Linked DNA regions of Homo sapiens: all the other regions are linked to region 2. The links are chromatin loops, found by intact Hi-C in ENCODE. Cell type or tissue: PC-9. All regions are shown on one strand. Each heading gives the region's core, and the rest is flanking DNA. Links, peaks and the distances in the headings are about the cores only. Region 1 overlaps SH3RF1 (SH3 domain containing ring finger 1). Region 2 overlaps LOC105377527 (a long non-coding RNA gene). Region 3 overlaps SH3RF1 (SH3 domain containing ring finger 1).

Region 1 (8,394 bases), core at 1,483-6,482, 180 kb before region 2:
TTCAATAAATTTATATATTTTTTAATGGAGTTTCTATTTATAGTTAAAATATTCACGTACTGATTTTGTAGCTAAAATATTCATGTACTGTTTTGGGTAAGAAACGACACTGGGTGAACATTTTTTGAAAATGGTCATCTACTGGGTTTTTAGAAAGTCTCTTCTAAAGGACATTTCAAAAGCTTGTTGATACAAACTTATTCCAGTGCCTTACCATCTTCCTAGCCAGAGGAGGTTCTTTTTTCTGTTAAACATAAATTCCTGTCCTTGCAATGTACTCTCATTCCTTTCATCCCATCCTTAATGGAAAAGAGGTGCTCCCCTGTACCTCTTCTTCCTGACCTTGCAGGCTGTGGTGCAGCCCTGACCTCCTCTCTTTTTATCTGGACTGAATAACTGAGTTTCGTTTACATGTCCTCATAGGACCCATTTCCTAACATTTTAATCATTTTAGTCACTCTCCTTTGGACGCTATCCAACCCCTGCTTGCTGTGCTTGGGTTCAGGTCCAGAAGAGCTCTTAGTGTGGTGATAAAGTTCTGAATGGGGCTTCAAGTTGTGGAAGGGCTGTCATGGGACCCTCCTGCTCCTTGTTTTTACATCCTCATGTTATGTACCTTTAAAAATAACTCACTACGTTGCTGGTTCATGCTTTGCCTAGATCTCAGATTTTCTCTTTTCCTTAGATAAATTCAGTTTCCCCCATCTCTCGAGTGGTTAGTTTTTACTACCCTCCGGATTAAACTTGTTTCTGTAATCTTTACGATAGTGTCAGCAATTGGCCACTATCAACAGGAATTGAAAAATGCCAATCCAAAATGCAATTGCTTTAATACATATTTGTGATCATATGGATACCTGATCTTAAACACATATATACCTTGTTTATTACATTTATTTTGAATATTCTCTGGCCCCATTTGGTATTGTTCTCTAATTAATTGTGCTTTAGTGTTGTCTCCTGTACCAAGTTATAAGGAACTTGAGATCAGGAGCTCTTTTGAATTTTATACCTCTTTTCTGCTCATGACTGTGGAAAAAGTAGTAGGTGGTCAGTTCAGTAAATACTTCTTGATGGAACTGATAGATGACTACTCACATTCCAGAATTCCAAGGTCCATCGGAACACATTCACATCCTTGTAAGTTGGAGTGTCTAACCACATGTATATTTTGGTAAGCTTATTCACATTCATCTTCCCACTATTTAAGTCAGCAATGACAGTAGTACTCAAAGGCTAGGTAAACCCTTATGAAACTTGACTGTAATTGGATATTGAATAACAATTCTCTTGAGAATGGCCCTTGAAACATTTTGGTTGCACCCACCATGGTGGTCTAGAAATCATGTTTTCCTAGTTTATTAGAAAGAATGTTCTGCTGAGTTGAGTCAAAAGCCTTATAAAAGTTAAAATATGTGATATGTTATCTCCTATCCCCCAGGCACATCATTCTGACATAGAGGAAAATGAAATTGATCTAATAGGAATTGGCTGTCCAACTGTCATGTTGATCTTTACCAAACACCTTATAATTTCTCTGCTTGCAAATCTTTTAGAATGCAAAATGTTACATGTATAATGGCTTCTTTTGATGCAGATCATCTGTATACTAAGTAATTCCAGAGGTGGGTAATCCTGTGGATGGTAGGAAGCACAGGTAATGTGGTTAGCAATAGCACCTCTACATTTTGAATCCTATGAGAGGCAACATGCACATTCAAAATTAAATTAAAATTATTGAGAATGGAGCGGAAAGAGGGAAGAAAAGGGCAGTTAGAATAAATTAGTCCCAAGGGATCCTTTCCAAGTCTCAAATCATAAGCCAGCCAGCTGTGATATGAAACATGACAAAAGCCCATGGGCTCTCTAGCTCAGAAAGCTGCAAGGCTGGATTCTCTGTGATTGTTAATGTATCAACAATTTAACTATATACATGGAAATACCTTGAGTTATTACTTCTCTCAGGAGACTAAGCTATCTGATACTTACAAATAAGTAACACTAGGTCTACCTAACATTTCCTTATGGATTAAGAAGAATGGCAGATTTTGAGAAGCAACATGCTAGGAAGGTTTGGTAACTTTAGAAATGTGCCACGCTGTGGTTTCTAGGTATGCTATGAATGAAGAGCTTTGTGTGTAAGAAGTGGGAATTCTATGTGAATATTTATTATGTAAATTCTCATGTGTTACTAGGTTTATTTAAGTTTCTTCTTTGCGATCCAAACTTTTCCTTGAGAGGCAAGTTTATTTTTCACATTAACCTGATATGTAAATTTCTCAGTCACCCCCACCTCCCACCCCTAGGGCTTTTTTCTCCATCCAGTTTCATGGTATCAGGTCAGTATTTGGGCAGAGGGTGTTTATCATTAACAACTAGCTAGAGTCATATTTTTGTTTAACTTCCCCTTTGCTATAATCCACCCATCCTGCCTGTTACTGTGGGTTGTTGCCAGTTTAGGATTTATTTAACATGCCTTATGTTCAGTGATATATGTTGAAATTTAGAATGTATGAAAAAAGAGCCTGTGTTTTGCTTATGAATACGTCAGTCCATCAGCACGTATTTATTCTCTGTCCCTGAACTGAAGGTCATCGTTTCTTGGCAGCATTACTAGACATACTGGGATATTAAGCCAAAAAAATAGAATAGGTTGGTTAAAGATAGATTGAGGCAAAAATTGATTCACAGTTTGATACTTAAAACCAACTTTCCTGGTCAGTTGACTATTATCTGGCAATCAGGCAGAGTTGCTAATTATTGGCACCCAGGTGCCAGATGGTAGGGAGTAATTAGATTACAACTATCTTATCTATCAGTAGCTTTAGAATGAGAATAGTAGCAATTTTCATAGCCCTTTTCAATGGTCATGAAAACATTTTAAAAGCTGATCCTATGGAATATTGTATATCTGACTCCAGAAAGTAAATTTTTGACACATTACCTTGGGGAAAAATATGTGACAAGATATTTTATAATCTTGAAAGAGAGAAGTAATATTTTAGCAACTCTGTGTCCTGTTTGTTGCATCTGGGTTAGCCATGAATGAATTCATTCTGTTCTCAAAGAACTTGTTTTGCATTGATATCACTGTTTGAAAAAGTAAGCTGTGATAGAATTCATAAGCTGGAAAACTCAACATGCTATAAAATGTGAAAACGCAGGCCCTCTTAAGTGCAACCTGAAACAAGAGTGAATTGCCTTTACCTAGCACATCTCACGTGGTTCTTGAGTCGCTGCGGAACATACCAGAGTCCTCGCTCTTGTAGGCACACCACCTATCTTTTATAGGCTTCAACTGAAAAATACACTTAGTTGGCACAAACACATGTATGATCAAAGGTGATCTGAATAAAATATAGTTTTGATTGATGAATATGCAAGGCTTTTCTTTAATGTTTGAAGGAAGAATGATATCACAGTTTTGTTAATAAAATAGAGGTTAAAGAATGGAATTGTTTCTAGTAGGCTGCGCAGCCCTAAATCAGTCAAAAGTAATGAAGCAGTTTTCTGAAACAGATTGGGTTTCCTTACGAAGGAAGCCACCTTTGTTCCATGTCACTGATGCATTCCTTATAGGTGAGGTCACTCTGCATTGCTGATATCTTCCTCCTTTCATAAAAGGGAGATGGGGACCGCTCCCAGTGCATTCCATTTCTCACAATCCTTAAAATAAGGCTTAAATGTACCTGTCCATTAAAAGCTTTTGAAGGACGAAAGCCAACCTCAGAGGCTTTGTGAACCATGAATTGACAATGAAAGACAGTATGCTTCTGTTTTTCGGATAGCCTGTTTAAGGACAAAAGAACTATTCAGTCTTACATGACTTTCATTTAGTTATAATAAAAGGGATGAGGATGGTCATCTTGTTTTGTGCACGATTTTAAGGCTGCTTGACTGAGATTATCTGAAACAATACTCTTCAGTTATTCTGACTAACAAAGTCACTGAGAGGAATGTGTGTTACAGCGTGTATACATGACTTTACGTGTATTTGTTTAGATATAATGAAATTTAAAAAGTAGTTTCCTACCTTCCACCCTCCCTGTAAAACCTAAAGGGTGAAAGCATTTTGAGGATATCAGGTTAAGCTCTATGTATTGACATAGTCTCCTAACTAACCTTCTGTCCACTTGTGTCTCCCAGAGTAGCTCCCTTGAACCTCAGTTAGTGTGACATGTCACTCTTGCTCAAAACTATGTTATATAATGGTCCATTAGACTTCAGTCGCATAACTGAGTCCTGCCCTTTTCCTCCACCTTATCTCCTCAGCTTAAGTATTCTGCTCCAGCCATACAGACTTTCTTGCTGTTTATCAAACCACCAAAGCCTAGGGCCTTTGCACTTAGTCTTTGCCCTGCCTGGAAGGAAGGTCAGCTTTTACCCAGGTCTCAACATGGCTTGCTCCTTTCCTTCAGTTTGGTCTCTTTTCAAATGTCTCTTCCTTATAAGGGTCTTCTGTGACCACCATATCCAAAAAAGCCCCACCCCTCACTCTACTGCCAATCTTCTAGCCTTGCACTGCTTTGTTTTTCTTCATGGCACTTATGTCTGTCTAAAATCACATTATACATTTATTTGTTTAATCCCTCCTACCCCCATCCCCACTACCCCACAATAGGCAGTAGGCTCCATGAGAACCAGGACTTTGATTAAATTTATTCCTGTCTGTATCCCCAGCAGGTAGAACACTGCCTAGTACATAGTAGGTTCTCAATAAGAATTTGTTAACAAATAAATCAGTGAATGGTTATACTTGATGTATGTTGATGTTACTGAGCACACCTCATGTTGAAAAATATTGCAAATAGGAGAATGACTGTTATTCATTCAGATGTTTAAATTGAAACAGTTTTAATAGATGAGTAAATTAAAGTGTCATATATGCTTATTTGGCAATTCACTTTGTATTGTTTTATGAAGATAAATGTGGAATGATTTAAAAAATAATCTTGCCGCAAGCTTTTTTTTTTTTAAACCCAAGAGATGAGCAGTATGATTCCAAACCATAGCAGCATCTCTGTTTTTAGCTCCCAGAAATGAATACAAATCCTTTATAACTGACAGCATTGGTGTACTTCAGTGTTCATACTTTTAAAGCTACCCAGAACACCAGAAAATGAGAGCATGGAAAGGAATGCTTTTTTATGCATTTCTGCAAATTTCTATGCTTAACATATTCTTAGGAAGAGAAGTGACATTGTTTTTTGTACCTAAAACTGTTTAAGGAGTGGGTGGAAACACCTATTAATCTTGGCTGTGTCGTGACTTGAGCATATTTCCTCATTTGATATAGTGTGGATTCAAATCAGACTTCAGATAATCGTTTTTTTTTCCTTTGCAAAATAATACAACCATATTGTGGGCCGATTCTGTTGAGTGTCTGGAGCCTGATGATTAATGTCAGAGATGAATTTCCTTTTTCTAATATAATCATTGCTGTATGGGTTATATGTACAACTCATTGAAATCTCTCTTTATAAGTCACTCATAAACATGACTGCAGTCATATGCCTCACAGTTACTGTACTTTAATCTGCACTTGCTTCCTCCTACGTATTTACTTAAAGAGTCACAGCTTGCTGGAAATGTATCCTTCCTACTGTTGCTCTGTGTGTCTCCAACGGGGGGATTGGATCCTTGTATGTTTTTTTAACCAGCAGATAATTGTGTGCTTTAACATGCATTGGTACATAATCTGCTTTCCACATAGAATTAGAGAATACCCTTATATCTCCAGTGGAGTGTCTTAGTCCATTTCTGCTGCTGTAACTAGAGACTGGGAAATTTGTAAAAACAAATATACCCCAAATTTATTTCTCACAGTTCTAGAGACTGGGAAGTCCAAGATCAAGGTGCTGGTAGGTTCAGTTATCTGGTGAGGGCAACTCTCTGCCTCCAAGATGGTTCCTCTGGAGGGGAGGAACACTGTGTCCTCACATGGCCCTCTATGGGCAAGCTAGCCTAATGGTGGGTGAAGCCTCTTTTATAAGGGGCTTTATCACATTCACATGGGAGGAGCCCTCATGGCCTAATTGCCTCTTTTTTTTTCTTTTTTCTTTTTTTGAGACGGAGTCTCGCTCTGTTGCCCAGGCTGGAGTGCAGTGGGACGATCTCGGCTCACTGCAAGCTCCGCCTCCCGGGTTCACGCCATTCTCCTGCCTGAGCCTCCTGAGTAGCTGGGACTACAGGCGCCCACCACCATGCCTGGCTAATTTTTTTGTATTTTTAGTAGAGATGGGGTTTCACCGAGTTAGCCAGAATGGTCTCGATCTCCTGACCTCGTGATCTGCCCACCTCGGCCTCCCAAAGTGCTGGGATTATAGGCGTGAGCCACTGGGCCCGTCCCTAATTGCCTCTTAAAGGCCCTACTTCTTAATACCATCACATTGGCAACACCTGAGTTTTGGAGCGGAGCCATTCAAACCATAGCACAGGAATCACCAAAAACAATGTTGAGTAGTTCTATGAGGTCACTGAAAGTAAGCAGTGCACTTCAATCTGGAGTAGCCTTTGTTGTCTGTGTCTGAATAGTCACAAACACCCACCAGGTGAACAGCTCCAAGTTCCAGATTGGGAAACTGGACTGCTCACGTGGATGTTTCCCCTTTTCCTATTACTTTTTTTGAATTTTTTAAAATTTTACTTGAAGTTCTGGGATACATGTACAGAATGTGCAGGTTTGTTACATAGATATACATGTGCCATGGTGGTTTGCTACACCCATCAACCCATCATCTAGATTTTAAGCCTGGCGTGCATTAGGTATTTGTCCTAATGTTCTCCCTTTCCTTGCCTCCCACCCCACAACAGGCCCTGGTGTGTGATGTTCCCCTCCCTGTATCCATGTGTTTTCATTATTCGACTCCCACTTATGAGTGAGAACATGCAGTGTTTGGTTTTCTGTTCCTGTGTTAGTTTGCTGAGAATGATGGTTTCAGCTTCATCCATGTCCCTGCAAAGGACATGAACTCATTCTTTTTTATGGCTGCATGGTATTCCATGATGCATATGTGCCACATTTTCTTTATGCGGTCTATCATTAATGGGCATTTGGGTTGGTTCCAAGTCTTTGCTATTGTAGATAGTGCTGCAGTAAACATACGTGTGCATGTGTCTTTATAGTAGAATGATTTATAATCCTTTGGGTATATATCCACCAATGGGATTGCTGGATCAAATAGTATTTCTGGCTCTAGATCCTTGAGGAAGTGCCACACTGTTTTCCACAATGGTGGAACTAATTTACAGTCCCACCAACAGTGTAAAAGCATTTCTGTTTCTCCACATCCTCGCCAGCATCTGTGGTTTCCAGACTTTTTAATGATCGCCATTCTAACTGGAGTGGCGTATCTCATTGTGGCTTTGATTTGCATTTCTCTAATGATCAGTGATGATGTGCTTTTTTTCATGTTTGTTGGCTGCATAAATGTCTTCTTTTGAGCAGTGTCTGTTCATGTCCTTCATCCACTTTTTGATGGGGTCGTTTTTTTCTTGTAAATTTGTTTAAGTTCCTTGTAGATTCTGGATATTAGCCCTTTTCCTATTTCTATTCCCATTGTTAGCTCCACAGTTTCTGTCGTGTGCAGGAATGTCATGATGCCTCCTCAGACTCAGATCGCAAGATCCACAACCCCTTTATTGTCTTCAGAACAGTAATCCTATTCTCTCTGGCCCATATAGTTGTACTCCTATCCCCCACCCTATATGTGTTATTACCATTTATCAAGCGATGCTACTTTGTTCACCTATCTAGATTCCAGACTCTCAGACACAGATCATGGTAGTCTGGAGTCTGCATCTTCTCCAGGCTCTAGCTCACACCTTCATACGTGCCTCGTGTTACCAGGCCTGCCTGCAGCTCTGTGGCTTCCTTCACTTATCACATGTTCATCACTCTCCCCTGGACCAGGTTCATAGCTCTAATGTTGCTGTGGATGCCGTCCACCATTCACTCTCTCAGTAAATATTTATTTGGGGGAAGATCCCTCAGCGAGTGTGTCTGCCTCTCCTGTTTACCACTGCAATCTCTGTCTAAACCTATCAAGCTCACTTTTGCTCTTTTCCCCACCTCTTCCCTTTTGGTTTGCCTCTTCTTGACCCTCTCCACTGTCCTCTTCTGGCCCCATCTCCAGTTTCAGTGTCTGAACCTTTGTCCTCAGTCATTATGCTTTTCCCAGTGAGCACATCATGTCTTACTCTGCTAAATAGCCCCTTGAAGTCCTCTTTTAATGCCTTAACTGCTTTTGATTTATGGTAGAACAATCAGTGGAGAGTAAAGCACATGGTAAAAGGTAGCTTTAATAGTGTACATTTCTAATTTTCCTGCAGAATGGAACTTTATTGCTTCCCCCTTCCTCTTTTAGATGAAGAGCTATGAGATTATTCAAGTTT
Region 2 (8,394 bases), core at 1,280-6,279:
GCCCAAATGGACTAAGACAGTGTATTTAGACTGGAGGGCATGGGGTTTGGGTTTAGATATTTGAAATTGCAGAGAGATGGGCTATGCCTCGCCTTTGTCTGCAGGTCTAGGACAGGTTCTGAGGAATGTCTGTAGTGTCAACTGGACAATGCAATATTCAAACATAACACAGAAAATGGAATTCCTTAACTCTTGCTCTGCTTCTGTCTTCTCAAAAAAGAACATTTTTCAAATCAAAAAGAACAAATCAAACCTATGAGGAGATGGTATGAGAATATTTTCATAGTAAAGAAAATGGAAAGAATTTGTGGAGGTGATTGGGAAATCTTTTGGATGATCTCTAGGAATTATGAAAAATAACCGAGCCACAGAGATGGGAAATACGTAATTCTAATTTTCAAAAAGAAAAAGAAGGTGGGTTCTATGACCTATAGATCAGTAAGCTTGAGATTGATTCTTGGTGAGAGTGTTGAAGAGAATGCTAGAAGGTGGTTTCTGAGCTCTTAGAAACCAGCAGGCAGTGATTATAGTCAGCCCCATGTCACTAAAAGCAAATTGTGTTAGCCTGATTCCATCTCCTTTTCTGATAGGATTACTCCACTGGCAAACTTAGAGATACAAGATGGATATGGTCCCTCTACACTTCAGAAAGGAAACTGACATAGTTGCTTGGGTGCCCTGGGGATAAGGTACAGAGGCAGAGTATCACTCGCAGCTTTTAGGTCACAAAGAACAGAAACAAATTCTAGTGAGTTTAAACAGAAAAGGGATTTTATTCAAGGATATAGGGAAGTTTACCAGCTGTCCAGAAGGGCCAGACAATCAGGCTCAGATATCCTACATCTGATGTGATTTATGGATTTTTGGATGCAGAGCCGCATCCACAATCACAGCCCTGGTCTTTGGAGGGCATGACAGCTTGTCAACATCGGCATGAACACCAAGGTTTGCCCTGCTGACACGGCTAACACTAACCCTGGTGTCCTGAAAAGGGTATAAAGCTGTCCCCATCCTCTGCCAAAACAGAGTCCTTAAAGTCCCAACGTTTTTGCCTCTCCAGCTCCTGAGTCAAAGTTCAGCCCAATGCCTCTGTTTGGTGGAGCCCAGATCATATGCCCACACCTTAGCTATGGAGGGAGCTGGGAAAGCCAGATGCTGACCTGTTTCACTTCTCATGGGAGGAGGTGGTCTCTGCCTTCTGACAGACTCGCAAAGTAGGGAATTCTCCCACGCAGAAAGTGGGGTCAGATGATGAGCTGCCGTAAAGAATGGCTAATGTTGTCCTCACAGGGGTTGAGGGATAGGGTAATTGTGCTGGTTTTTAACGGGTTGAAGGATCATAGCCAAAGCTTGCTAATTAATTGATTCTTTTTAATCCAGAGGACTGGTTTTATTGGAATACCACAGAACTCTGCATTATCGTGCCACATGAGGGTTTTTTGTTGTTGTTGTGTTTTTTTGTTTTTGTTTTTGTTTTATCAGTGGCTTGGCCAAAGACCAAAAATAAACTTGTTGTATTTGCAGGTGACACAGAGAATGAGTGGAATACTAATACATTGAAGGGCAAAATCAAAACCCCAGAAGATCTCTAAAAGTCTGAATGAATCAGCCCATATTACAAGATAAAGTCCATAATGGTAAACGGAAGGCTCTGGTCTTGGTTTACAAAATCCAACCACTCAAATATGTAGTTGCTGGTAAGAAAAAAAGCCATAATTTCATGTGGTTGCCAAGAAAGCTCATTAAATCCTTGGCTGCATTAATAGATGTATGGTATTTCCAACAAAGCCTTCTGCCTCATTCTGCACTGGAGAGACCACAGCTGAGCCCTGTGCCAAGCTATGTGCACCACAGTTTTCAAAGGGCTCGACGAGTTGGAGGCTGTTCAGAGGGGAGCAGCGGGGTGGTAGACACTCTCAGCCCCTTCGTAGAGGAAGAATGATACCACCGCAGGAGCTCGGCCATGAAGAAGGGCCATGGGGGGAGTGATGACATAGTGGTCACCAATTTTCTACAGAGCTTTCACATGGAAGATGGGTACGATTTATCCCACGGGGTGTCAAGGCATGAAATTAGGTACAATTGATGTAAATTATAGGGAATCTTCAGTCTAAGAAAGGGTTTCCACTGGAGCAACCCAAAAGTGGATGAGTCTATGTTGGGAGGGAGCAAGTTACCTCCCTGTCACTGAAGACGTTCAGATTCGAGACTGGATGGCCAGCATCCAGGGGTGCTGTCAAGGGGCCTCAAGCTATGTTTAGTCTAAACGAACTTTCAGCCTTAAGAGTATATTTTTTTTAATGAAAACATAAGGCATTACAAAGGAGAGATGAGCCAGGTGTGGTGGCATATGCCTATGGTCTCAGCTACTCGGGAGGTGAGGTGGGAGGATCTTTTGAGCCTAGAAGATAGAGGTTGCAGTGAGCCATGATTGCACCACTGCCTGGGTGACAGAGTGAGACCCTGTCTCTAATGTTAAAAGAAAAACCACAGAGACGTTTAACTTAACAGAGTTTAATTGAGCAAAAAATTATTTGTGAATAGGGCAGCCCCTGGACCAGAATGGGTTCAGAGAAGCTCCAGCTTAGGCACATGGTGGAGGAAGATTTACGGACAGAAAAAGGAAAGGGATGTACAGGAAACAGAAGCGAGGCACAGAAAGAGCCAGGCTGGTTACTGCTGGATGATTGCCTTGTTTGTTCATGGTTTGAAGAACTGCCCGCCTTTGGCCGGAACTGGGTGATTGACACAAGAGTAGGCAGCCGTGTGTTTACACACCCTGTCAGGTGACAGTGCACTATGCATGAGCACAGCTTTAGGCAGAATGTAAACTATAAGGAGGCAGCATTGGGCTAAACTTAATTTTACACTAAATAAAGTCTAAAAAATTTAAAAGCATTTTTAAAGGTAATAGAAGTTAGCTGTGATGTGCATGTGAACATTTAAACTACATTTTTCGTTTTTTTTTTAAAAAGGAAGTTTTGTGGCCATGGGGATGCTGACAAAGATTGCTTGGGATGCACACAAGGCAGCGGCGAAGCCTGAGGGGTGCTGCCAGGCCGGGCTCTCCACTGGCCACGGTAAGAATCTTCCTGGGCCTGTTTGTTTTGGCCTCTGTGAGCATGGGCCACAATCACGGGGAAATGAATTGCTAGGAAGTCAATTCCTCTCTGAAGGAAGGACTCCAAAGAGAGCTGAGGCTGCCGTGTTTTCTGGCCGCCCACACAAGCCAACAAGCTATTCCCTGGGGGCAACCACTAATCTCTAACCAGACAACCGGTAATCTCTTATTCATTCTCCGTTGAATTCTTGGGCTACACTCAATTTATAATAGAACTTAAAGAATGTCCTCATTTTATCTAGAGGGTTTGTAATGCCTTTATTTCGATTCCTCATGAATCATTATAGTCATGGATACCTGTGAACCACAGCTTCCTTGTAGAGAGGGGAGAGGGGAATAAGTGAAATTACTCCGGAGAAAACAAACAAGGACGTTTAGCTCCAGGGCATGTGGAGAGCCACAGTCTGAGTCTCTCACTCGCATACCAGGAGATAAATAATTCAGAGGCCTAACAAAGGGAGGCGGAGTAGTCAAACTGGTTGAACACCTGGTCGGCTGCACCCAGCTAAACAGGGCTGGTGTCTGTGAGGGCTTCCTAATCATTGTGGATGACATTTAAAGACAACACTCATAGCAAATATTGCATTAGAATTTTCTGCTTCCAAGATACCAGTCAGAGTAAGGGTGGGAGAGAAATGAGGGAAAGAACAGATACCCTACTACTTATCAGATTGCCTTAGAGTACACATCATGAAAGTAATTATGATTTTCTTTTTGAGATGGAGTCTTGCTCTGTCTCCCAGGCTGGAGTGCAATGGCATGATCTCAGCTCACTGCAACCTCCATCTCCCAGGTTCAAGTGATTCTCCTGCCTCAGCCTCCTGAGTAGCTGGGACTACAGGCACCCGCCACCACGCTTGCCTAATTTTTGTATTTTTAGTAGAGAAGGGGTTTCATCACGTTGGCCAGGCTAGTCTCAAACTCCTGACCTCAGGTGATCCACCCACCTCAGCCTCCCAAAGTGTTGGGATTAAAGGTGTGAGCCACCACACCTGGCCTAATTATGATTTTTAAGATGACAACAGGGCTATCAATGTTCATGTCTTTGTGTCCTCTATAAGAGATCAATGTATCTCTTGCCTGAATACTTCCCCAGATTAGATTTCTGGAAGCTCAAAGTAGTGCTGATTGCTGTCTGGTCCTGGTCTTGCAATCACACCCCACCAAATGTAGGCAAATTGTCAGTGTACAAGGCTGCCTCTGTGGTGGGAACATTTTGGGAACATAAAAGGGAGGCAGGGATTTCTCTTTTTTTTCGAGACAGAGTCTCACTTTGTCACCCAGGCCGGAGTGCAGTGGCATGATCTCAGCTCACTGCAACCTCCACCTCCCGGGTTCGAGTGATTCTCCTGCCTTAGCCTCCTGAGTAGCTGGGACTATAGGCGCCCACCACCACGCCCAGCTAATTTTTGTATTTTTAATAGAGACGGGGGTTTCACCATGTTGGCCAGGATGGTCTTGATCTCTTGACCTCGTGATCTGCCCACTTTGGCCTCCCAAAGTGTTGGGATTACAGGCATGAGCCACCGCACCCGGCCTGAGGGCAGGTATTTCTAATGTGTAGTGGGTTTCAAGTTTACAGTGACATCTCAGAGCTGCAAAAATGAAACATTATTTCTCTATAACTGTACTCAATTTACTTATGAAGTAGTGGAAAACTCTTCATCTTGGCACTTTAGGATAACTGACACCCTTCTGGTTTCAAAGCTTCTTTAGGGTAATTCCTCAGTCAATCCAGGATTTTAATTCCATCAGGGCCACACTCCCTCATCTCCTCCTCTGGATGAGCCCCAGGTCTGTCCCATGCTTCCTGTTCTCCGGCCCCCCTTGGCCTTGGAGACATCTTGTTGCCTTGGTGGTGCGTGTCAGTCTTGGTCACTGTTGCCTTCACCATTGACCCAGTTTGTCAGCTGCTCTTAGGCAACAAAAGGAGAGGTGGCTGTTCCCTGCCGGCCAGGCCCCGTCACTGCAGTGGCAGTGCTGCTCTGGCCAAGGCTTCATTCTCTGCCACCTTCCTCACCCTCACCAGGCGCTACGGGCTCTTCCCCTGATTTCCCCACACAGGAAGGAAGTAGGGGAGACTCAGGTGGGGCGGTTCTTGGAGGCCCATTTTCAGTCCAGGTCTGCCCTGCCTGCCTTTCCGCTCTGCTTCTCTCCCCTCTCATGTTCTTGTGGTGCTGGAAGCAAGGGTTTTAGAGCAAACAAGGGCCACGTCCCTTCTGCCCTTACCCCTGTACTCTCTGTCCCCTGCCAGTGAAATGTCGGCTAAGGAGGCAGAGCCACCGCCCCCTTGGGAACAAGCACACCTCTGTCTGTATCTCTTACAACTCTTCTCTCCTCCCCCATTTCTGCTCCCCAGTTCCCTGGGTGCTGAGTCAGGAAAGCCTTTATTTCCCCCCCCTCCCCCAGTAAGCTTTTGCAGTGCCAGGAAAGCTATTTTTTTAATGCTTATTAAAAAAATTTTTTTTTCGAGACAGAGTCTCATTCTGTCGCACAGGCTGGAGTGCAGTGACGCAATCTCGGCTCACTGCAACCTCCATCTCCCAGGTTCACGCCATTCTCCTGCCTCAGCCTTCTGAGTAGCTGGGACTACAGGCGCCCGCCACCACGCCCGGCTAATTTTTTTTTGTATTTTTAGTAGAGACGGGGTTTTACCATGTTAGCCAGGATGGTTTCGATCTCCTGACCTCATGATCCTCCCACCTCGGCCTCCCAAAGTGCTGGGATTACAGGCGTGAGCCACCGTGCCCGGCCCCGGCTAATTTTTTTGTATTTTTCGTAGAGACGGGGTTTCACTGTGTTAGACAGGATGGTCTCAATCTCCTGACCTCGTGATCCGCCTACCTTGGCCTCCCAAAGTGCTGGGATTACAGGCATGAGCCACTGCGCCCGGCCAAAAAATTTTTTTTGTTTAAGGAATAGGGTCTTGCTATGCTCAGGCTGGCCTCGATCTCCTGGGCTCAAGCAATCCTCCTGCCTCAGCCTCCTAAGTAGCTGGCAATACAGATGTGTGCCACCATGCCTGGGCAGCAATTTGTATTGCTTTCTTTTATGGTGGAGAAATGACCTTGTGCCATGAGCTGCATCCTTTAGAGCAGGGTGTCCAATCTTTTGGCTTTCCTGGGCCACATTGGAAGAAGAATCGTCTTGGGCCACATATAAAATATGCTAACACTAATGATAGCTAATGAGCTAAAAAAAAAAAAAATTCAAAAAGTCTCATAATGTTTTAAGAAAGTTTATGAATTTGTGTTGGGCTGCATTCAAAGCCATCCTGGCCACAGATTGGACAAGTTGCTTTATCGTAACACCTATAAATGCTATGCTCTGTCCCCCAAGCTTTTACTATCATCTTGCTTATTTATGCCTAGTGTTCCATTATTGGAACGGTAAGCATGTGGGAGTTATTTATATCCTACTGCTCAAGGCATTTCCAAGGTCTGATTTTTCAAATTAAAAAAATTGCCACCTCAGCCATAAATGGGTTAAAACTAAGCCATTTTGAAATTCAGAACAAAACTGCCTCTCTCTCACATGACTAGCTCTTTCAAGCGACTGTGGCTTCAGATATTGTGAATTATCCATCCGCTCAGCACCTCCTGGCTGCTTTGTTCTCGCTGTTTTCACTTTCTCCTGAAGTAATGAATGCCATTGAGCCAATGGGGGCAGAGTCAATAACTTTGAAGAAAAAGAACCTCAGTTTAAAATTTCAAAATATTATTTTTAATTTTTGATAACTTATATGCCTTCACTCCAAATAAATGAAGATCAAAATATGTGAATAAAATTCAAGATGACAGGCCGGGTGTGATGGCTCACATCTGTAATCCCAGCACTTTGGGAGGCTGAGGCAGGCAGATCATGAGGTCAGGAGTTCGAGACTAGCCTGGCCAACATAGTAAAACCCCATTTCTACTAAAAATACAAAAATTAGCCAGAGTGATGGCACATGCCTGTAGTCCCAGCTACTCAGGAGGCTGAGGTGGGAGAATCGCTTGAACTCGGGAGGCAGAGGTTGCAGTGAGCCGAGACCATGCCATTGCACTCCAGCCTGGGTGACAAAAAAAAAAAAATCAAGATGACATCACTCTAGTTTGTCCCAATCCTGGTGTAGCTTGAGTAAGGAAAAGCAGATGCCCTCGTTATAGGTCTAAGTCTCGCACCAAGGTTGCTCATGTTTCTGTTTTTAAACCTTCCACAAAGAAAATCACATGTAGGTCACACTGTCCTCACTAATATCTGGTGGAGCCTCATATCATCTGGATTCCTGTTTTCACCTATAAGAACTGATAGTTTTGTTTGTTTGTTTTTGTTTTTGAGACGGGGTCTTGCTCTGTTGCCTAGGCAGGAGAAGTGCAGTGGTGTGATCATAGTTTACTGCAGCCTTGACCTCCTGGGCTCAGGCGAACCTCCCACCTCAGCATCTTGAGTAGCTGGGACTACAGGCATGCGCCATCATGCCCAGCTAATTTTTTGTATTTTCAGTAGAGACAGGGTTTTGCCATGTTGCCCAGCCTGGTCTTGAGCCCCAGGGCTCAAGGGATCCACCCACCTCAGCCTCCTAAAGTGCGGGGATTACAGGCATGAGCCACCTCATCTGGCAGAACTACTTTTTTTTTTTTTTTGAGATGAAGTTTTGCTCTTGTCGCCCAGGCTGGAGTGCGGTGGCACGATCTCAGTTCATTGCAACCTCCGCCTCCCAGGTTCAAGTGATTCTCCTGTCTCAGCCTCTCGAGTAACTAGGATTACAGGTGTGCACCACCACGCGCCTGGCTAATTTTTGTATTTTTAGTAGAGACGGGGTTTTTGCCATTTTGGCCAGGCTGCTCTCAAACTCCTGACCTCAGATGATCTGCAAGCCTCGGCCTCCCAAAGTGCTGGGATTACCGTGAGCCACTGTGCCTGGCCCAGTGGAAATGATTTTTAATGAGGCAGAGGGAGCAGCGTTTGATTCACACACATTTAGTGTATACTGTTTTCAACAGTTTACCACATGCTGCAGGGGGCAGAGGTGGATCCAGGTTTTGGGAGGCCTGAAGCTTACAGAATCTGGGCGCCCTTTTTAAGTAGAAGAATACAAAGTTATGTAGATAAATAGTTATCACATAATGAGCAAAGAATGTACAGCAAATCACATTATCAAAAGCTAACAAATCACACAAAATCATAAAACTCCAAAAAGTACATAATATTTTATTAACCACTTGCTATACTTTTTTTTTTTTTTTTTTTTTTTGAGACAGAGTCTCACTCTGTTGCCCAGGCTGGAGTGC
Region 3 (8,394 bases), core at 2,094-7,093, 160 kb before region 2:
TTATGTGTAGTGGATGGGGCATCCACGGCTCTATTTGAGGGTCAGTATTTTGAATCAGATACATTTGGATTCTTTATAAACATGGGTAGGTTCATTTAGCTGTGCACCATTTAAAGTCATATTGAATTAAACATTGTTTTTTATTTTATTTTTATTTTTGAGACAGAGTCTCATTTAGTGGCCCAGGCTGGAGCAGCGTGATCTTGGCTCACTGCAGCCTCCGCCCCTGGGTTCAAGCAGTCTCCTGCCTCGGCCTCCCGAGTAGCTGGGATTACAGGCATGCACCACCACGCCTGGCTAATTTTTGTATTTATAGTAGAGACTGGGTTTCACCATGTTGACCAGGCTAGTCTCGAACTCCTGACCTCAAGTGATCCACCCGTCTCCACCTCCTAAAGTGTTGGGATTACAGGCATGAGCCACCTCGCCTGGCCAAGCATTGTTTTTTAAAGGACCCACTCATGTAAATACAATTAGAGACAGCAGGAGCCTTTTCATATTTGTGTTGTTTCAAGTAGATTTTAATTGTAGTTGCAATTTGGCATTGATTTGACATTTGATATTTGAAATGCCTTTCATCCGTCGTATACTCTCAGGAGCATAAAGTGGGGCTGGTTTTGTTCCCAGTTGTGATGAGTAAGCTGTGGGGCTTACTCATGAGTAATACTCTGTGGAGATATGCTCTACATTAGTATTCACTTCTCACTTTCTTGCCTCAGCCCAGGTTATTTATAGGGATGTTAGGAAAACGTTCTGAAAACAGTGATGTTAAACAAAGTTAGAGGACTTTTAACACTTAGTATGCATTGTGACCCTCTAAAAGAGAGGCATGGTATACGTCCTTTTCCAAATGTATGTGGCCACCGAATAGGTTTTTTTTTTGGGTGGGGGGGTGGTATACCAATTTATGTTTCCAGGTGTTCTAAGGAACACAATTTGGGACACAAAAAAAAAGACATCATGTGTTGTACAATAAAGTATTATATTTAGATTGCTGTTTTGAAGAGTCAGAAAATTCTTCCTCTGATTGTTATTAAAGAAGGTGACCTACAAAAGTATTGGAGAATTGGGTTAAGTTTGACAAAAGAACTGTTTTTAATTAAATTCAAATGTTAATTATTCTAGGTAAGTCTCAATAAAAAAGGAATTATAAAGATGAGTTCAGTTTTCCACAAGCCACTGCACTCCAGCCTGGGCCGCAGAACAAGATCCTGTCTCAAAACAGAAAACAAAAAGCAAAACAAAACTCTTAAGTATGATTATATTACGTATCAAACCCTGTAAACTAAAAGAGCTCTTTCCTGGTGAGACTGTCATGCCTTTTTTTAAAAAAATAAATCAGGTTAAGCTGTTTTCAGGTTTGCACTCTTGGAACCATCTGGAATTTGTTTGTTTGTTTGTTTGTTTTTCGAAGAACAGAATTTTTTTTGTTTTTTTAAAGTAAAATTCTAACATTACAAAATTATAGGAGACACTTGTGGAAGTATTCATTAGAATTAGTCTAGAATTATCAAATTAGGGCAGGGAAATCTAAAAAACTTTTGGGTATGGGTGTGGTATATGTCTGTGAGTCTGTATGAAAAATAAAATAGAAAGTGTACTGATGGATGATTCCATGCTGCAGTAGGCAGACTAATGTGTCATTCCCTTTCCCTCCCCTCAAGATGTTTACATCCTAATCCCCAGAGCCGTGTGTTATTACATGGCAAAGAGTTAAGGTTGCTAATCAGCTGACCTGGAGAGGAGATGATGATCCTGGGTTATTTGGATGAGTCCAGTGTAATCACTGGGGCTTTTAGAAGTGGAATAGCGAGGCAGAAGACAAGGTCCGAGTGATGTTATGTGATGAGGAACTCAACCTCCTGTTGAAGATGGAGGAAGGGGCCCCAAGGCAAGTGATGCAGGCAGCCTCTGGAAGCTGGAAAAGGCAAGAAAACAGATTTTTCCCCTAGAACCTCCAGAAAAAAAACACAGCGCTGCCAACACCTTGATTTTAGCTCAGAGAGACCCATTTTGTACTCTGACCTCCAGAACTGCAAGATAACAAATTTGTGTTATCTTAAGCCATGAAGTTTGTGCTAATTTGTTACAGCAGCTGTGGGAAACACATGTCTACTGAAATGTGTTTAGATGGTCTACTTGTGTTTGAAGACTATCTGCCTGTGTAGGCAATATTTTCTAGTGCAGATTTTTAATTCTTGCAGAAGGTATACATTTAGAATATGTACTTAATATATATTCTATTCAATGATGGTCTGCTCACTGTTCCTGGAAACAGCTGAAAAAGTAGAATAGGGAGGTAACTACGTGAACAAAAATAGTAGTTAAAAATGCGTTATGTTGCTTTTATAGGAAATGAAATCCTTAATAAAATTCAGTTCAGGCATTTGGGATTCTGAATCACTTCATGACTGTGATTTGTAGAGTTCCCTTCATTCGCTCTTGTGACATTATTTTGAAAAATTTCTCTTCCTGAATTGAAAAATGCAATAAACTCTGTTCTCGTGTCCAGGGATGGTACATCTTCCTGTGGGAAATTCCACTGTCTATCCCGTAGCCCTTTGACATTCCTCTTAAAAGTAACTGGGTCTGGCTTCGATGGGCACTGTTCTATGGTTGTAGATAATGTGGTCTTTCTACCTGTAAGTTGTTTCCAGGCCACTGGTAGAGAAAGGCACACAGAGAGAGTAATTGTAGATCAGTATGGTAGTATAGTAAAATAAATAATGCATAGATGTTATGGAACACCCCAGGGATCCCAGCTACCCCTGCCAAATGTTGTTTCAGAATATCAAATGCTAATTCAGATTTTAAACATTCTATTGCTGTGGGCTCCATTACAAGTTCTAAAGCATAAATTCCAACTCTATGCCTGATACCTGTTAAGACAACTACATATTTTTGTAGTCCATGGATAGTACATGAATCACTTTGTCATGTACCTATCAGTGAAAGATGAAATATTTGGTGATAAATACAGCTTATTCAAGAGGAACATTTTTCAAATGCACATAAGAGAGAATAGTTGTTTTTCATTTGCCATTTCAAAATTTTTAGTGTTTAATTCAGAGTTTTTTGGAAATAGGTTATTGATTGATGTTATAGTCTAATGATTTTTGTTATTTCCCATTCTTATCATTTTCTAATTGGAATTAATTAAACTCTTGGTTCTTTCTTATGTGTTTTTTTTTCAAGGCAGGGTGTTGCTCTGTCACCCGGGCTGGAGTACAGTGGCATGATCACAGCTTACTGAAGCCTCAACCTCCTGGGCTCAAGCAATCCTCCTGCCTCAGCCTCCCGAGTATTTAGGACTAGAGATTTGTGCCCCGACGCCTGGCTAGTTTTTCACTTTTTATAGAGATGGGGTCTTGTTATGTTGACCAGGGTGGTCTCAAACTCTTGGCCCCAAGTGATCCTCCCACCTCAGCCTACCAAAGTGCTGGGATTACAGGCATAAGCCACTATGCCTGGCCTCTTATGTATTTTTAAAAGCAGTTAGGTGACTGAGGTAGTACAATTTAGATTTAGAATTAGGTGACTAATGCTAGGCTAACACATTCAATTCATCATCCCAATCACAGTTATTATAAGACTTTAGCTTCACTGACAGTTTTGGCATACTGTGTAAAATAGATTTACAAAGATAGGTTTTATTATCTACAATAGTTTCCTATAAAATTGATGGTGCACTGTGGCCAATTTTTAAAAAAGCTACTGACCTAAAGTCATTTGCTGCTGTTGTGTGCCTTTCTGTATCTCCCTTTCTAGGGGGGTAAGGAATGGTTAAATGAGATTAGCATGGGCTTTGATGATCTCATTAATTACTTAGTTTATGTATTCTGATCTTTCTTGCTCTTTTTTTTTTTTCTTTAAATCAGGCTCCCTCAAATTTTTCTTCATTATAACATTCCATGTATTTTGCTTTTCACTGCTGTGGAATGGTAGTGTTATGGTGACCAGGAAAACCTTGATATGTAGACACGACAACTGTGATGAAAAGCAGAATGCTTTTGATTTATGAATTTGCAACTGAATTATAAATGTCAAGTGACTGTGAAAGACAAACCAAGTGGGAGTTTAAATTAATTTCAGAAACAAAATATACTCTTTTATCTATAGCGTGATTTGCATTGTCTGGGGGGTTCTTCATTCACTTACCAAAGGTACTTATCCACCTACCTCTTTCATTCATATTAAGTGCACTAAACAAAAGAGACAAACTATGAGTCACAACATTTGGTTGTTCTGATGTCACGACATTAAGTAGAATAATGGCATTAGTCAGAATATTGTTTCTCCTAGAAGTGGTTATCAGAAGTGTGTTGCTATATATATAATAGCTTTATTCATTGTCTCTTCTGTTGTGTTTAAGGGGGCTGTCAGCAACATGGCAGCCACTGCTTGATCATCTTCCCTTATCTGCCAGAGGAACAGGTGTCTCTTCCTCTTTCTAAGGGTAACATGTCTCTGCTCATCTCTTCTGTTTTCTTGTCGTTGGTGGGTCATATCATCCTGCAACTTCAATCTCTCCACTGGATTCTGCTCTTTAAGCTCTGCAAGTTAACTATTTTTACTTTTAAGACACACACACTCACCCAACCTACCCTCAACTCTGCTACTCCTTCAAGCTACCATCACTTTTATCACTTTCCTTTTATAACCAATCCTTGAAAAATAGTGTAGGCTCATCCACATTTCCTCAGACTGACTCACTTCCTTTAACATTGCAGTCACCTTTCTGTCTTGATGAAACTGCAGTCTTGACAGTCTCCAGACTCTCTTAGTCACTAAATCCATTGGCCTTTTACCCAGTTTACCCTCCTTTACATCTGTGCTTTTAACCCTCTTGCACACAGCATGATTCTTGAAATGACTTCCCTTCCTCATGTCCCTAGCGTTCTATCTAAGGTGTTTTGTGAGGTCTGCCTTTTCTCTGGTGGTGATCCTCTTTCCGTCTCGTGACTTTAGGGGTCACCATCTTGCTGATAACTCCCAAACAATTGCCTCCAGCCCTCACTTGTGCTGGAGCTCTGGTTCCACAAATCCAGCTGACTTTTCCTACCTGTGAAGTTGGCCAGCATTCAAACCTAATATGTCTGAAGCCGAAGCAGGTCATACTACCTTCCTTTTCAAATCCTCTTCTCCTTTCATGATGCTTTGCTTTGGTCATGTCCCTGTCATCCCTCTGTTGCCCAGGGTTAAATCTCAGGGTCAGCTGGTCATTAACTGGCACTAACCTTGTCTTGGTAATACCTTTTGAATTCATCAATGCAGAGCTTTGCTCTCTTTACTCCCAGGCATGTGGTAATTGGTCTCTCTCTGTCTGAGCTGGTCTCCCTCTTTTTAGTCTCTCTTCTTTCCCAACTGCTGTTGGATTACTCTGCTTAAAGTATAAAACCCTTGGGCACCCTGTTACAGAATGAGACTCGATGTCCCTTAGGCTGGCTTTCTAGGCCCCCAGGGAATCTGGCCCCAATTTTCCATTCCAGCCTCATGTTTGACTTCCCCTCTTCAATACTCTGCTCTAGCTAGGTGAAGCCACATTAGGCAAATCCTGATGGCTCAGTCTTCAAGATCTCCCTCATCTTATTACATCTGAGCACCTACCCAAGCCAAGCTGTCATAATCTCCTGCATTACTGCAGTAGTCTTGTTCCTGGTTACCCCTGCAGCTACTGTTATCCCCTGGAGCCAGTTTTCCATATAGTAGACAGAGACATTTTTTAAAGATAGAAATTAGAGGTCGGTGGTGGTGGTTCACGCCTGTAATCCCAGCACTTTGGGAGGCCGAGGCAGGCAGATCACCTGAGGTCAGGAGTTCGAGACCAGCCTGGCCAACATGGCAAAACCCCGTCTCTACTAAAAATACAAAAATTAGCCAGGCATGGTGGCGCGAGCCTGTAATCCCAGCTACTTGGGAGGCTAAGGCAGGAGAATCACTTGAACCCAGGAGGTGGAGGTTGCAGTGAGCCAAGATCGCACCATTGCACTCCAGCCTGGACCACAGAGCAAGACTCCATTTCAAAAAAAAAAAAAATAGGAAATTAGATCATGGCCTTCTAGAAATAGGCAATATGCCATTTCCTCTGTTTATAGCTCTCTACTGGCTTCTTCCTTACACTTAGAACAAAATCATATTTATGACCACAAGGCCATACAGGATCTGTCTCAGTGGTTCTCAGTGGGATGTACTGCCTGCTTCCTGTCCCTCATAGGAGTGTTTAGAAATTAGTGGAGCTTCTAAATTGTTACAAGGACAGTACTGTTGGCATTTAGTGCCACAAGGGCCATGATGCTAAATACAACAAGACCACAGTATTCTGCCCCAAATGTCAATGGTGCCTTTAAGGAGAAACATTCATTCTTACCTGTACTTATCTTTCCAGCAACATCTCTTACCTCTTTGATTCACGTATTTTCTTCCAGCTACACTGGCCTTCTAGCTGTTCTTAAATATGCCCAACTGTTCTGCCCCAGGGTTTTTGCCTGTGCTTTTTTGGCTCCCTTCCTTAGGATCACCTCTTCCACACTTGAATCCAGTCTCTGCTCACATATCACATTCTTATTGATTACCTATCTCCACCCACTGTGCTCTTACCCTGGTTTATTTTTATTTGCGCTTATCACAACCTGAAATTAACTTCTATAATTATTTGTTGATATGCTTGCCCATCACCCCATTAGAAAGTAAGCTCCTTTAGATATTTGAACATGGAAAGAAGGACATAATTTTTAAAAAAGAAAGTAAGCTCCAAGCAATCAGTGACTGTCTGTCTTATTCATGGTGTGTCGTGGTGTATCCCCCACATCTGGGACCATATGTTCAGTAAACATTCGTTGTCTGAATGAGTGAGCGGATGTCTCTTCCCTGCCTGCCTCATGCTCTGGTTTCCCTCTCTTTTCTTAACTATCCATAGTGTACTTTATTTGCATCTCTAATTCCTACCCATCCTTTTAGGGCCATTTTAGCCACCACCCCTTTCACATTGCCTTCTCTGATCTTGCCAGTGCCTCAGAACTCTCATAGAATGTGATGTGTATTTCTTATTATATGTGCTGCATTTTGTGGAGAGGTGTGGTGGCTTATATTTCTATCTTCCCTTCTGATCCATGCTTAGTGGCCATTGCATGTTACTATCCCTACATGTTGAGTGCAGCACCTTGCACTTGATGAGGGTCTGTTACCTGTCAATGGAATGAATAGATGTTCTTTTATATCTTCCTGGCAGAAAGGCCCCAGGAAGGTCCAGGGTCAGTGCCTTAAAGTGAGTCTGCGTGTTGGAGGACTGATGCCACTTGGGAAGGCAGAGGAAGTTGGAGGCAATGTCACATGTGTTTCCCGCCTTGTGAAGAGCTGCAGCTGGGCAAACCACGAGGGGTGCCACATGGTGCCTCATAAAAATCCATGCGAGGACAGGGGTGCTGTCCACACAGGCATTTATAGCCGCCCATTTGGCTTCATAGACAGCTGAGAACTTGCCATTTTAGAACTGAGTTTTCTTAGCTGAACTCATGTATTGGAAGTGTCGTTGGGAGCAGGAAGGAATAAACATGTTCCATTAAAGTTAAAGTGTCACAAAATAGAGAGTTGTTAACATAAGTTCTTTCTCAGTTTTAGTTGTAAAATGCATTTTAGAAGGTGAAAGATTAACAAGGGAAGCAATAAACTGACTGAAATTTGTCCTCAGATTACTATTCCACTTTTATTGAAGGAGACTTTGTTATTATTTTGTTACAGTATTTATCTTAACAATGTTATTAATTTGGAATGAAATTCTATTATCTTAAATTCCTCTTAGGAAGTTGTCAAAATATACAGAACAGTTAATGATTTATATATATATATAAATATGTATAAAAATATATATATAAAATACATATATATGTATTTTTTAGACCGAGTCTCAGCTCTGTCACCCAGGCTGGAGTGTAGTGGTGCAATCTCAGTTCACTGCAACCTCCACCTCCCAGGTTCAAGCAGTTCTCCTGCGTCAGCCTCCCAAGTAGCTGTGACTACAGGTGTCTGCTACCATGCCTGGCTAATTTTTTGTATTTTTAGTAGAGACGGGGTTTCACCATGTTGGCCAGGCTGATCTCCAACTCCCGATCTCAAGTGATCTACCTGCCTCGGCCTCCCAAAGTGCTAGGATTACAGGCGTAAGCCACCATGACCAGCCTATTGATTTATAATTTAAGAGCATATTATAATTGTCACATTGCTGATTTTCTATTGCAGTATCTTTGCTTTGAGCAGAAGATAAGCCTACATTTAAGAAAACCCAAAAAGGTGGTTTGAATGTATATTATTATTACATAGTAGACACCTACACTTGATAATGTATAGATGTTCAAGGAAAAACTATTAGTAGTGTTTTTTTGGGATGGATGAGGGGAA

Evidence for each region. A loop is a pair of places that touch in the nucleus more often than their neighbours do. Peaks named below come from ENCODE experiments on the same cell type or tissue, not always from the same donor. Only the 100,000 strongest peaks of a DNase experiment are listed, where the experiment ranks them.
Region 1: a loop joins it to region 2, with 10 times the contacts of the local background. A loop is called at or near these places in 4 of 110 quality-filtered maps.
Region 3: a loop joins it to region 2, with 11 times the contacts of the local background. A loop is called at or near these places in 3 of 110 quality-filtered maps.

The regions. Positions count from the first base shown.
Region 1 is chr4:169,246,900-169,255,293 of GRCh38, reverse strand. All of the region lies in intron 2 of SH3RF1 (SH3 domain containing ring finger 1), which reads left to right. Among named protein-coding and RNA genes, the nearest start is that of SH3RF1, 20 kb to the left of the region's middle. RefSeq lists an enhancer at 2,925-4,124 and a silencer at 5,482-5,776. In PC-9, for the core only: no CTCF peak of the experiment used is centred there; a DNase peak (open chromatin) is centred at 3,593; H3K4me3 peaks cover 1,192 bases; H3K27ac peaks cover 3,121 bases.
Region 2 is chr4:169,065,331-169,073,724 of GRCh38, reverse strand. It overlaps LOC105377527 (a long non-coding RNA gene), which reads left to right. Exons shown (of 5, transcript XR_939429.3): 2 at 1,525-1,697; 3 at 2,976-3,080. Among named protein-coding and RNA genes, the nearest start is that of CBR4-DT, 59 kb to the right of the region's middle. RefSeq lists an enhancer at 2,921-3,875. In PC-9, for the core only: no CTCF peak of the experiment used is centred there; DNase peaks (open chromatin) are centred at 2,744 and 3,454; H3K4me3 peaks cover 1,497 bases; H3K27ac peaks cover 3,296 bases.
Region 3 is chr4:169,221,964-169,230,357 of GRCh38, reverse strand. The region is part of intron 2 of SH3RF1 (SH3 domain containing ring finger 1); the gene reads left to right. Among named protein-coding and RNA genes, the nearest start is that of SH3RF1, 45 kb to the left of the region's middle. RefSeq lists enhancers at 196-875, 4,062-5,261. In PC-9, for the core only: no CTCF peak of the experiment used is centred there; DNase peaks (open chromatin) are centred at 4,257 and 4,707; H3K4me3 peaks cover 786 bases; H3K27ac peaks cover 3,011 bases.